4 separate regions of the Homo sapiens genome follow, and all the other regions are linked to region 1. A link is a contact called in ENCODE Hi-C or POLR2A ChIA-PET data. All regions are on one chromosome and are shown on one strand. The core of a region is the stretch at or near the end of the contact, and the rest is flanking DNA. Distances in the headings are between cores, read along the strand shown.

Region 1 (2,694 bases), core at 69-2,568:
ACTCGGCCAAAAATGCGCCGTCCCAGCCGCACATCTCTTCTGGCCGGCGCGGCGAACAGCGCGGGCCTCGCAGGAGACGCCCGGCTGGGCCGCCGGTCCTCCGCGCGGCTGGGGGCTCGGCCGGACGCGGCCGCGGATCCTCGGCGGTGCTTCGAAAAGGCAGCGAGGCGGCTGGGAAGGGGCAGTCCCGCGGCAGGTGCGCGCCGCCGCCGCGGGCTCGGAGCGGGAGCGGGAACGGGGCCGGGGCGACTCGCCTGCCCCGAGCTCTCCCCGCCGCACCCCGGACCTGCTCTCCTCGCCGCGGCCGCCCGCAGATGCGGCGGGAATGGGGAAGCCAGGATGAAAAATAAACCCCGTCTCCGCCGCCTCCCTCCCCACCCTCTCCCCTCCCCCTCCCCAGACGCGGGGTCCATTTTGCCGAGAAGAAAGAAAATGTGATTCACACCCTAGAGCTTCCGAGAGAGAAAAGAAACGAGGGGGGGAAAACAGAGGGGAGGAGATTGGAAAAGCTTATTTTTCTTCCTCGCCCGCCGTCACTCCAGGCCCTCCCTGCCCCCTGCTCGCGGCCCCGCCGCGCCGTCTTCCCCTCGCCGAGCCCTGCTCCCTCCTTCCCGGCTCCCGGCGGCTCCGGGGGGCGGAAAACACACTCACACTCGCGCACACAACTAATTTTAAACCGGCTCAATCAATGAGTCATTAAAAGGCTTCCCTCCCCTCCCCTCCCCACCACCAACCGCCACGCCACCCCCTTCCCGGGCTCTCCCTCTCCCCGCTCCAGAAATTTGCATCCGCGGAAAAGAAAAAAAAGGAAAAAGAAAGGCGCCGGGCCCCCACCCCGCCGAGGCGCCCCCGGCCCGGCCTCGCCGCCCCCTGCCCGCCTGCGCCCCCGCCCGAGACACTGAACTTGGTCTTCCCGGGGCCCCGGCAGCGCTGGGAAAGGCATAAACACTCGATTCCCCTTTTCTCCGTGTCCATTAAACATCCACCCACCACCACCATCACCCACCCACAAACCCACCCCCCCCCAAAAAAAAAAAAAAAACACAGCCTTAGCCAATAGCTCTCTGGGCTGAAACCTAATATCCTGGTTTTGGCAACTCGGTGTTTAATTTGCTCCTTTCTTTTCAGTCTGGAGACAGATCTCCAGCCCCCCCTCCCTCGCTTTTCCCCTCCCCGAAGGAAAGAGGCAGAGGAAGGAGGTTGTGTGTTTTTTTTTTCTCCTTGAAATTTTTATCACAAAATTATAATACACTCAAAGGGAAACTCACCGTCATGAAAAAGCAGTGCCTTGTCAACGGGGTTTCTGCGCCATCGCAACAGGGGCGGCGGCGGCGGCGGCGGCGGGCGCGGGGCCGGGGGCCGGAGCGCGGGAGCTCCCGGCCGAGCGGCGCCGGCCACACGCGCTCCGCTCTCTCTCTCGCTCACCCCCGCGCCGGGCCGGGGCGCCGCTCCCCGCGCCCGCCCGGCCTTCATGCTCTGCGCCCGGGCAAACCGCTCGCCTGCTCGTCTACCTCCAAACTTCGGTTCTCGCCTGGCAAAAAATGTGGAGATTAGGATTTTTTTAATTTAAAAAATTTTTTTTTTTTTTTTTGGAAAATCAAGCTGCAAGGATGTTCATTCGTTTCCTTTGGGATTCTTTTCAACTTCAGAAATGTATTGGTTTATTCAAGAAACAGTTTTATTTGGCTTTAAAACAATTACTAAGATCCACGAGGTGCGTGCTAATTCTCTTGCAGGCTCTCTCTCCACACACACACACACACACACACACACCCACCCACCCACCCAGTTTAACTTGACACGGGAAGGGGGGAGATTAAAGACAAAAAAAAAAAACCCTACAAGATTTGTTTAGAACTCTAATTAGAGCAAGCCTCAGTGAATACGTTTTGCATATGCTTTTTAAAAACCAAAACGACTTTTAACTTAGTTATTAGGCAAATAACTGGTTCATCCTAACTTTCAAATGTACTAAGCTTTCCTTTGCAACACTCTTTGTCCATTCCAAAATTCTTGAAACCTTACCTGTGAAGCCCGTATGTGAACATTAAAAAGGAAAACAAAACTTCAGTGACTAAAAGGAAGGTGAGGCAGAGTAAATCACTCTCAAAACATTCATTTTCTACTGCCTTCTCTTTATGTAGATATCTTTTATCTCTATATTTGCGGAATTTTCATTACATAACCCCCTCATTCTTAAAAGAGAGCTAGTCAATCTTTTAACATTCTTTGGTCCAAGTATAACTACCACCTATTTTTAATCTCAAATCTCAAATTGTTGAAACTTCTCTGTAAACTATCTAGTATCCAAAGTATTTAGATTATGTGGCCCAGGCCGGGCGCGGTGGCTCACGCCTGTAATTCCAACACTTTGGGAGGCCGAGGCGAGTGGATCACCTGAGGTCAGCAGTTCGAGACCAGTCTGGACAACATGGTGAAACCCTGTCTCTACTAAAAATACAAAAATTAGCTGGGCGTGGTGGTGGGCTCCTGTAATCCCAGCTACTCGGGAGGCTGAGGCAGGAGAATCGCTTGAACCCGGGAGACAAAGGTTGCAGTGAGCGGAGATCGCGCATTGCACTCTAGCCTGGGCGACACAGCAAGACTCAAACAAAAACAAAACAAAACAACAACAACAACAACATTACGTGGCCTGGAGTGGGAGCAGGTGCCTTTGTAGTCTAGGTTAACTAC
Region 2 (2,694 bases), core at 131-2,630, 410 kb after region 1:
TTTAGATCCCAGCCTTCTTATCTGCAGATAAGCAGTTCTCAACCCTGTAGGCACATTAAAATCACTGGGAAACTTATAAAAGGAAACAGTTGATGTCAGAGCCCCACTCCAGACTGAATGTGTCAGAATCTTGGGGAGCCTGGGAATTTTTTTCAGAAATGCAGCTAACATTGGGAACCCCTGGATTCGGGTCATCTTAATTGCTCATTTTAGCCCTAAAATGTTACTATTCTCTGTATTGTATCATATAATTTCATTCCTTTCAGATACTGTGCACAAATGTCATAAACTTCTTACATACCAAGAAGTCATTTTTTAACTAAAAAACTCCCCATAATTCTCATTAGGCCTGTGATATAATGCCTATGTCCTGCAATCAATAAATTAGAATCATAAATGTAGTAAAACATCAAATAATTACTTTTTTGACCCAGAAGTCCAAAGCGTGGACTTTAATCTTTAATTTCTCATTCCCTCATTTTGAAAAAACTACTGCCTGGAGTCCTGGGGCCATCTCTATTTGTAAAGAAGACGCTGAAACATTGAGACATTACTGGAAGTGTCTTTGCTAGAAGAATTGTGTATACCGTAAGTTCCAAATTAGGAGGTCCAGTTTGGGGAAGCTTTATCGGATCTAAATTCTACATGGAGTGGGAGGTGTTTAGAGTCTTGGTGCTTGCTGTTTTATCTTTACCATTGAAGTTCTTGGTTTTGTCTCTTCCTAAATGAGTCATTTTTTTAAAAAGGAACCTAACTTGGGGGGGCGAGGAAACCACTGCGGGAGGTGCTGTGTGGGGGCGCCGAGGAGCCAACCATCAGGAGACTGAGTTTACAGCTGGGCCCTCCACTCAGGAGGGGTAGAGGGACCTGTCCTTGCTGAGGGTGACTCAGAGACAAGTGGGACATAACCTGGTTGGGGAGGTACAATAGGAAGGTATTGATGTTGTGTATTAATCTACCGAGTATTTACTGGAGCACAGCCACCAAGTATACTGCCTGGATGCAGGGCCCATTCCACGGGCACTTGGGAGATTGTGAACAATCTCCCAAGTTTGTCCTCTACTTGAGATGAGACACAGATTGTGTCCACATTTGCCTGCACTTTCAGATAAGTGAACTGAAGTTATCGAGCCCCATACTGGTGTGAGCAATGCAAGTAAAAATGTTAGGGCCAGGCAGGGTGTCAAAGTGGAAGGAGATGGCAGCTGAGGACCCCATTGTGGAATGCTAAAGGGCCCGATGATACAGACGCTGGCCGGGCAGCCAGATGGAGATCAGATCGGGGATGGGAGCTCTGCGGGACCTCTGTGTGTCACTTCCCCTTTCTGTGCTAAGATCTCCCAGCTGAAAAATGGTCCCCTGCTATACACCTCAGTCACCAGGCCCCTGCCAGCTGTTGGGAGTACCTGATGTCCTAGATGCCTGAGTGGGTAGGGGTGGGAGAGAGAGCAGGAGGGGGTGAGCAGAGCCTGGCTTTGGAAACCAGAGCAGCTCCACACATTTTGGCCCAAATCCCTCCCATGCTTGGGGTGAGGAGAAGCCCAGGGTAAGGGTGCCTCCCTACAGCCAGGAAGATCTTGGTGCGGTGGGAGTGTTGGCTCTGCACGCCTCTCCTCCACACAGAGCCCCCAGCAGGGCCGGATTTCATCTTTTCTCAGTGGCGTGCAGCCTCTTGCCATTGTGCATGCGTGTTTTCTAAGTTTGTCACAAACTTCCTGTTTAGGTACAATCAGAGGCTCGGAGCTTTGTGTGTTTTGAAACCCGGGCATTCACCGAGGTCCGGTGCTTCTCTCTTACCAGCAGTGGGGTGGCCTGTTTGTTTCTTTGCGGACTTCTGCCATCCTTCTTTGCAAACCTTCTTGCTGGGAAATGCTCTGTGGCCTCTGTGCTTGTTTCTGTTAGTAAGAGTGGAGAGAGCTGTGAGGTCTGAAGGCTGGAAAGGGGGAGGGGAGCAACACTGAGTGTGCCCCTTATGTAAGGCCAGGCCTGTGCTAGATATTATACTTCTATACACTTAATTTTATTTAGGCCTCACAGTCACTCATGCAGAGCCAGCCTCCAAGAGGTGAAGGCTGACCTGGCTGACGAGGTCAGGATTTGATCGCAGGCCTGACTCCAGTGCTCCTGTGACTTCAGCTAAGTCCTGAGGAGTACAATGCCCCTTTGGTTGCCCCTGGTTTGGGCAGATCCTGATTTCTTATGGGGCATCTTGGTGACAGCATCCCCTTGAAACCTGTGGTTTTCTCTCAGCCCCATGTTACCCAGATCTGCCTGTCTGCCTGGGGTGATCAGATGGCCCTTGAGTGTTTTGCTGATTTTCACCTTTCCCAGGCATCTCCCTCTTGTGGCTCTGGGAATCCCAGAATTGTTAGATGGTGGTCCATAGCTGGTGATCGAAGTGGATCAGTCCAGCTCCTCATTTCCCAAAATAGAATATTCTTTTTCCTGCTTCTGGTTGCCCAGTCCTGACTGTTCTGCCAGTCACCATGAGCTTCTCCACACAGCTGGATTTCTCACATTTCAAGCTCTCCCTTGAAGAAGGAAGAAGAGAGTATATCTATCTATGTCTACAAAAGCATGTGAAAGGGTGGTAAAGGAAGGACACCAAGACCTTGAATATGCAGGTGCAGGAAGAGGAGGGAGGAGCCAAACCCAGCCATCCTCCTCCCCGTTAGAGTGGATGTTAGGAGGTGC
Region 3 (2,694 bases), core at 107-2,606, 390 kb after region 1:
TTCCAGAAGACACATCGAGAGCTCATGGTAAACTCAAATTAGGTAGAAATGTACATAGAACCCTCCAGCCCACTGCTCCATGTTCTGAGGGCCCACAGATGTTCTAGGCAGGTAGAGTAGGCGGGAAGGCTGAGGGTGAAGGTGGGGGCAGAAGAATGAGCTCTGTGGTGGCCAGCAGATGGGAGAGTATAGGCTCTTAGGATCCGAGGCCCACAGGACCAGCAGCTTCTTAGAGATCGTGTTCAAAGGGTACACGTGGATGCAGGAAGGCATGGGGGTGGTGGGTGTGGGCAGGAGGACTCCCTGAGGCCATCTGCTGAGACTGTTCACCAGAGGCTGGAGCCCAGCTTTTCATTCCCTGCCCTGTGACTTGTGCAATATCACCCTGTCTCCCAGAATTGTTCCCCCCGGCTGGGAAATAATGGCAGATGGGTGCAACAGTCTAGCTTAGGGACCTGTTGAAGGGCAGTCCTTAACCCTAGGCATTTAAGAGCCAGAGTAGATTATGAGGACAGGCTACTCTAACCCCCAAAACATCTTCTGGAAGATGGGACCTCCTGGTATCAGACAAAAAGTATTTTAGGGTTGCACTCTCCACCCACCATGCATTGCAGTCCAGTGTAGCTGAGCCAACATTTATTGAGCACCTGCTCCATGTTCGTTTGAGAAGATCTCGAAAAGCCCTGTTCTGGGAGATGGGAGAACTGGGATCCAATACCTGGTCTCCTGTGAGTAAATTAGCTTTGTGATAACAGCTCTTGGTCCTGGTGTCCTCTGTAACAGGAAGGGTCTGGCCAAATGGTGTCCATGTCCCCCTTTTGTTCTGACCTCTGTTCTAAGCTGGAGATAAGACAGGGTCCCACTCACAAAGCATTTCAGTCTTTCAGTTCCTTTTCCCAGTGGTGATCCCTCCCTGGAGTGCAGGGCTTGGGCAGGTGTTTGGAGAGGCCCTAGTAACCTGCAGAGCCGGCTCGTGTATTTCTTGGTCTGTGGGTGTCAAGTGTTTTTTCCCCTTGCCCCCAGCTGTAAGCCACTTGGTACTAACTAATGGTTAAGTGACCATTGCCCACACAGTGTGCTCCCCACAAAGTAAAGCTCGCCCACAACTGTTTTCCTAGCACCCCCACTGTTGACGGGAGCGGTGAAATTTTGGCTGTACTTTCCTGAGGGCCGGGCGGTTGTGATTTCTGTCTTTCGTACGGTCCTGTCTGTCTCAGAACAGTACAGAGCCTCCTCATCCTGGTCTCTCCGACGGCCTCCCACTGAAACCTTACAGTGATACCAGTGCGAACGCATAGGCTTCAAAAATAAAAAGTTACGAGGTGAGGAAGCAACAGGAAGTGGGGAAGCGAGTAGAACAAAGCTTGCGATATGTACTCAGAACGCTGTTGACCTTTTTTTTTCTTTTTAAAATCACATAGCTCTCTCAAATGGTTGGGTTAGAAGCTCTTGTTTGTTTTAAATGGTTGTGCCTCTTATGAGGCCTGTGGAGAGAATGAGTAGTGAGTGTGAAACAAGTTTGGGGAAGATGTGACTCCCCCTCCACACACACAGAACTTGGCAAAAGGTATGCAAATTCATGTCAGAGGCTGTTGATCCTTTCACTCTACTTTGCTTAATTAAAGGCTGGGAAAGTTATTTAAATTGTGCCTCTTGTATATCTTCGTTTGTAGGACTAGATTAGCTCTTGTACTCGAAGACGTGGGGAAAGTAGAATTCTCCCCCGACACTTTTTCTTTCTCTGCTTCTACCTCCGTTTTTCATTTCCACCTGATGACTTGAAGAAGGAGAGAGGCGATTCAATAATTAGTTTCCAGGATTGTAAAGGGCCCACGTATATTAACTTTAACAAAACCCCGTCAAGCTTAAAATGCCTCCTGTTGGGGAAGGCACATTTCACACATACAAGGGACAAGTCACTGGCTGGCCAGATGGAGAGAGAGATTGTTCCTTTAGACAACTAGCTTCTCATTTGAAGAGCAAACGTGGTCCTGAGAAATGAAGCTTCTGATAGGCACTCCCTCTTGGGATATTTTAGCTCACTTAACTCAGGTTGAGTTAGTTCTGTAGGGGCTTTGAGTGGGTTTGAGCTCACAATAATAGCTGTGCTAATGATAAGAGCTATGTGTTTGTGTGGGCTTCACCTGAATTGCCTCACTTTACCTTCCTATCAAGTGTTTGAAGTTGGGAGGGAAGGCATTATAGGTGCTTAATCAATGACGGCTGGATAATATTAATAATAAAAGAATGAAAACAGGAATGGTGAGCCCATGCTTACTGGGCACATTCTTTGGGGTTCAGAGGCTCCGTGCTGGGTCACTGGTCCAGTCTTATTTAACACTAAGGGATGCCAATGGAGAGATGGACAATGGGGACCTCCAGCAGTGACCCAAAGTGATGGAGCAGTGTCCTGCCTCTTAGTTCACTCTTGTCACAGCCTGCGTCTCTCACGTTGCCTTCACTGGCATCAGTTTCTGAGAGAGCTGGGCTTGGAGTGTGGTCTGTAGCCTGGCAATAGAATGTCTCTCTAGGGCCAGCTTTCCCTTGTCCAGGGCACATCCTGACCCGGAATCCTCCAGCTTTGCTGATAGATAGGCAGACTGGCCACTGACACACAGAGGTACCTCGCTTCTTGCCTGTGCCACAGCCTTACAGATTTCAGTGTCAACTGTATTCTACTGGAAGTGCACCAGG
Region 4 (2,694 bases), core at 53-2,552, 360 kb before region 1:
ATGGTAACTTAGTTTTTTTTTTTAAAGAGTCAATTTAAATAAAACATCAAGTAAATAATACTACAGGTAGTACACAGGAATGACAAAATCTGCACGAAGGGCAGTGAATAACAGGCTCTGGGGCCACACTGGGCTAGATCTCTACCTATGCTTCCCTCCACCTCTAACATTCTAGGTTTCAGGGACTTCAGAACACTAGCCCGTACCCAGCCTCAAGACACAGCGGGTGACTTGTAGTTAGGCAGGGGCAGCTGTAGTCAAGGCAACATACCCAGCGTGGTGATGGGCTGCAGGCTAGACCGTGGGAAGTGCATCTTATCACTTGTGCTGTGGCGTTTGTTGGTGGCCGCGGGGCCGGAGCCCAAGCTGGTCAAGGCCACTTCTTCTTGGATCTCTGCTGAGGGCTGCCCGTTCTGCAAAGGCCCACCTGGGAAGGAGGAGGACAAGAGCGTCACGATGAGACCTGACACTCTGGCCACCATGGGGATTTCTGTTCTGTCCCCTGGTCTTCCACTCTTGCCAACTTGGGTCCAATCACAGTGCTCCACATGAAAGGGCAAGCCCAAATGATGAAATAATGGGGCTGGGGCTGGGTGGGGGATGTATGGCTATCCCCTAGGGTATGACCCCTTAGTGATGCAGCTGATTATGACCTCTGAGATGAAGCCAACTGCAGACATCTAATCTGAATCACTGGTCCTTAATACCATAGCTACACATAAGGATTTTTGCTTTCATGGGGCCTCCTATTGGGCAAAGCCCTAAACAGGCACAAAGGGAAAATCACAATAATGGAGACCCAACCTCTGCTCCTGAACACCTGAGCTGATAGGAGAGACCCAGCAATGACCTCAAGGAGCTCCCAGTCCAGGAAGTGGGGATAGGAGAAGGGAAGTAAACAGAAAGACTGCCCCTGGGGGAGCTCTTAGACTCATAGAGGGAGACAAGACATGCAACAGCAACGTGTGTACATATACTAATGATATCTGTGGTTTTGTGCTGGGAGGAGGAAACAGCAGGGAATCATAGGAAGCTGGTCCAAGGGGCTCCAATGAAGAAGTCTCAAGCCAGGTTGCTCAGAAGACGAGGCCCTGGGAATCCAACTCCAGGCTTCCCGCTAGGGGTGGGGCAGTCCCAGCTCCAGGACCCAGCAACAGCCGCTCGGTTTCCAGAGTGCTGGCGCTCTCCCCTCCGTGGCCGCGGGAGGGCGCTCAGCTCCCGCACACGGGCACCACCTCCCCGTCCAGGGCCCCTCACCGTTGAGGCATTCCATCTCTGGCTCCTCGCCCTCGGGCTGCTTCTGCAGCCGCTTGGCTTTGCAGCGCTTCTTGCAGTAGAACATGAGGCCCAGCACGGCAATGATGTAGGCCACAGCGGCACCCACCGACAACCCAATGGTCTGGATCATCTTGTAGGGGGGAGGGCTGCCAGGGCCCTCCGACTCCTCCGGCACAGGCTTGTCTGAGAGACACACAGATGGGTCTGGGCAGGGGCTGCTAAGCAAAAGAAGCCCTGCTTCTCTACTAACTCCTCCCAACCCCATCAACAGGGCAACTTAACAGATGGCCCGGGAGGGTCACCACCTTCACTGGCTTTAACAAGGGCCAGCAGGTCCTCATGCCCCACCAAGGTCAAACGAAGACTCTGAAGGAGATGAGGCCAGGGGTTCCCAAGCTGGCTTTGCATCGGAAGCCAAGACAGGCGACACGGATAAGCACACCTGTCAAGGAGCTACCACAAACCCACGTTATTTGTTAAGCTTCCCAAGTGACTTGATAATGTGAGCCAGGCCCCGGAGAGCAGCATTTGGGAGCTTCAGGTTTAGAATTCCAGGCACTGCCTGGCACAGAGCAGGTTTTTCAATAAGCAGATCTGTAGAAGGGATCTGCTGGTCTAGGGGCCTTTTAATGGCCCACACTGAGGGGCCTCAAGAGGCATTAGGGGAATGAAGGGAGACCATGCAGGATCCCCCAACTGCCACACACACCCCAGTGGCTCCCACCAAGGGGGCCTCCTCAGTTCATTTTCATCCATTTAAACTTTCACATTATACTTTGTCTAGAAAAATAACTCTGCTGCCAAACCAAGAAAGTTTAAGAGCTTCTCATTTAAACCACTTTCACCTGTGGATGCAGAAACAAGTCCCCAGAGGAGAAATAAGTCTCCCAGGGGCAGAGAGTTAAGTGCAGGGCCTTTTACCTGACCCATCATCCTCTCTGGGCCTCCTGGAGAAAAGAACCTTGTCCTACTGCATTCTGACCTGGTCCTCCTCCCCAGCCACCCAGAGATATGTGTGGCTGCTGCAGGAACCTGGGAGGCAGCATTGTAGGAAGAGAACACCCCCCCACTCCCCCACAACACACACACACACACACCGACCGTTGGATGTTAAATAAACGACAGCCCGGCTCTGAGCAAGGACTCTAAGACTGTGCAGCAGCATGGTGAGACGGCCGAATCCCCACCGCTGCCACAAAAATGGCTTCTGTGCCATGTTCTGTACACAGGGGCTGAGTACAAGGTGACAAACGTCTGGGCCCACCACTTCCTGTGCAGCATAACCCTCCCCAGCCCATACCCACGACATAGAGGGGGGCCTCCGTGTGCTTGATGTTGCAGCTGTTGCCTGCAATGCAGGTGTAGCGGCCTGAGTCCTCAGGGGCCACGTCATGGATCACCAGGGAGCCATTCTGG

What was found. Hi-C counts contacts between places; a loop is a spot of excess contacts on that map. ChIA-PET counts read pairs that join two places held with the same protein, here RNA polymerase II (POLR2A). Pooled maps may share reads with other maps.
Region 2: a loop to region 1 is called in a map with no recorded cell type, with 6 times the contacts of the local background. The contact joins the enhancer-like site here to the promoter of BICRAL in region 1. A Hi-C loop is called at or near these places in 4 of 37 single-sample maps with no recorded cell type and 4 of 50 pooled maps. POLR2A ChIA-PET finds 5 or more read pairs at or near these places in 4 of 52 experiments (activated CD8-positive, alpha-beta memory T cell, activated T-cell and activated naive CD4-positive, alpha-beta T cell).
Region 3: a pooled map shows a loop between it and region 1 (5-fold over the local background). The contact joins the enhancer-like site here to the promoter of BICRAL in region 1. A Hi-C loop is called at or near these places in 5 of 50 pooled maps. POLR2A ChIA-PET finds 5 or more read pairs at or near these places in 9 of 52 experiments (CD4-positive, alpha-beta T cell, GM12878, MCF 10A and 5 more).
Region 4: a loop to region 1 is called in a pooled map, with 2.5 times the contacts of the local background. The contact joins the enhancer-like site here to the promoter of BICRAL in region 1. A Hi-C loop is called at or near these places in 1 of 50 pooled maps. POLR2A ChIA-PET finds 5 or more read pairs at or near these places in 4 of 52 experiments (BJ, CD8-positive, alpha-beta T cell, GM12878 and 1 more).

Annotation. Positions count from the first base shown.
Region 1 is chr6:42,780,676-42,783,369 of GRCh38, reverse strand. BICRAL (BICRA like chromatin remodeling complex associated protein) reads right to left here and starts at 1,318. Exons shown (of 13, transcript NM_001393499.1): 1 at 1,269-1,318. RefSeq lists a silencer at 44-383 and an enhancer at 1-509.
Region 2 is chr6:42,366,462-42,369,155 of GRCh38, reverse strand. The region is part of intron 2 of TRERF1 (transcriptional regulating factor 1); the gene reads left to right. Among named protein-coding and RNA genes, the nearest start is that of TRERF1, 84 kb to the left of the region's middle. RefSeq lists an enhancer at 1,091-1,180. Within about 2 kb of position 1,380, at least 16 of the 41 ENCODE cell types and tissues checked have a DNase peak (open chromatin) inside an H3K27ac peak, as active enhancers do.
Region 3 is chr6:42,389,158-42,391,851 of GRCh38, reverse strand. The region is part of intron 2 of TRERF1 (transcriptional regulating factor 1); the gene reads left to right. Among named protein-coding and RNA genes, the nearest start is that of TRERF1, 61 kb to the left of the region's middle. RefSeq lists an enhancer at 1,330-1,479. Within about 2 kb of position 1,356, at least 7 of the 41 ENCODE cell types and tissues checked have a DNase peak (open chromatin) inside an H3K27ac peak, as active enhancers do; they include CD4-positive, alpha-beta T cell and GM12878, where a contact is called at or near this core.
Region 4 is chr6:43,142,184-43,144,877 of GRCh38, reverse strand. It overlaps PTK7 (protein tyrosine kinase 7 (inactive)), which reads right to left. Exons shown (of 20, transcript NM_002821.5): 13 at 2,579-2,694; 14 at 1,258-1,461; 15 at 272-427. Among named protein-coding and RNA genes, the nearest start is that of SRF, 28 kb to the left of the region's middle. RefSeq lists an enhancer at 1,363-1,452. Within about 2 kb of position 1,302, at least 12 of the 41 ENCODE cell types and tissues checked have a DNase peak (open chromatin) inside an H3K27ac peak, as active enhancers do; they include CD8-positive, alpha-beta T cell, where a contact is called at or near this core.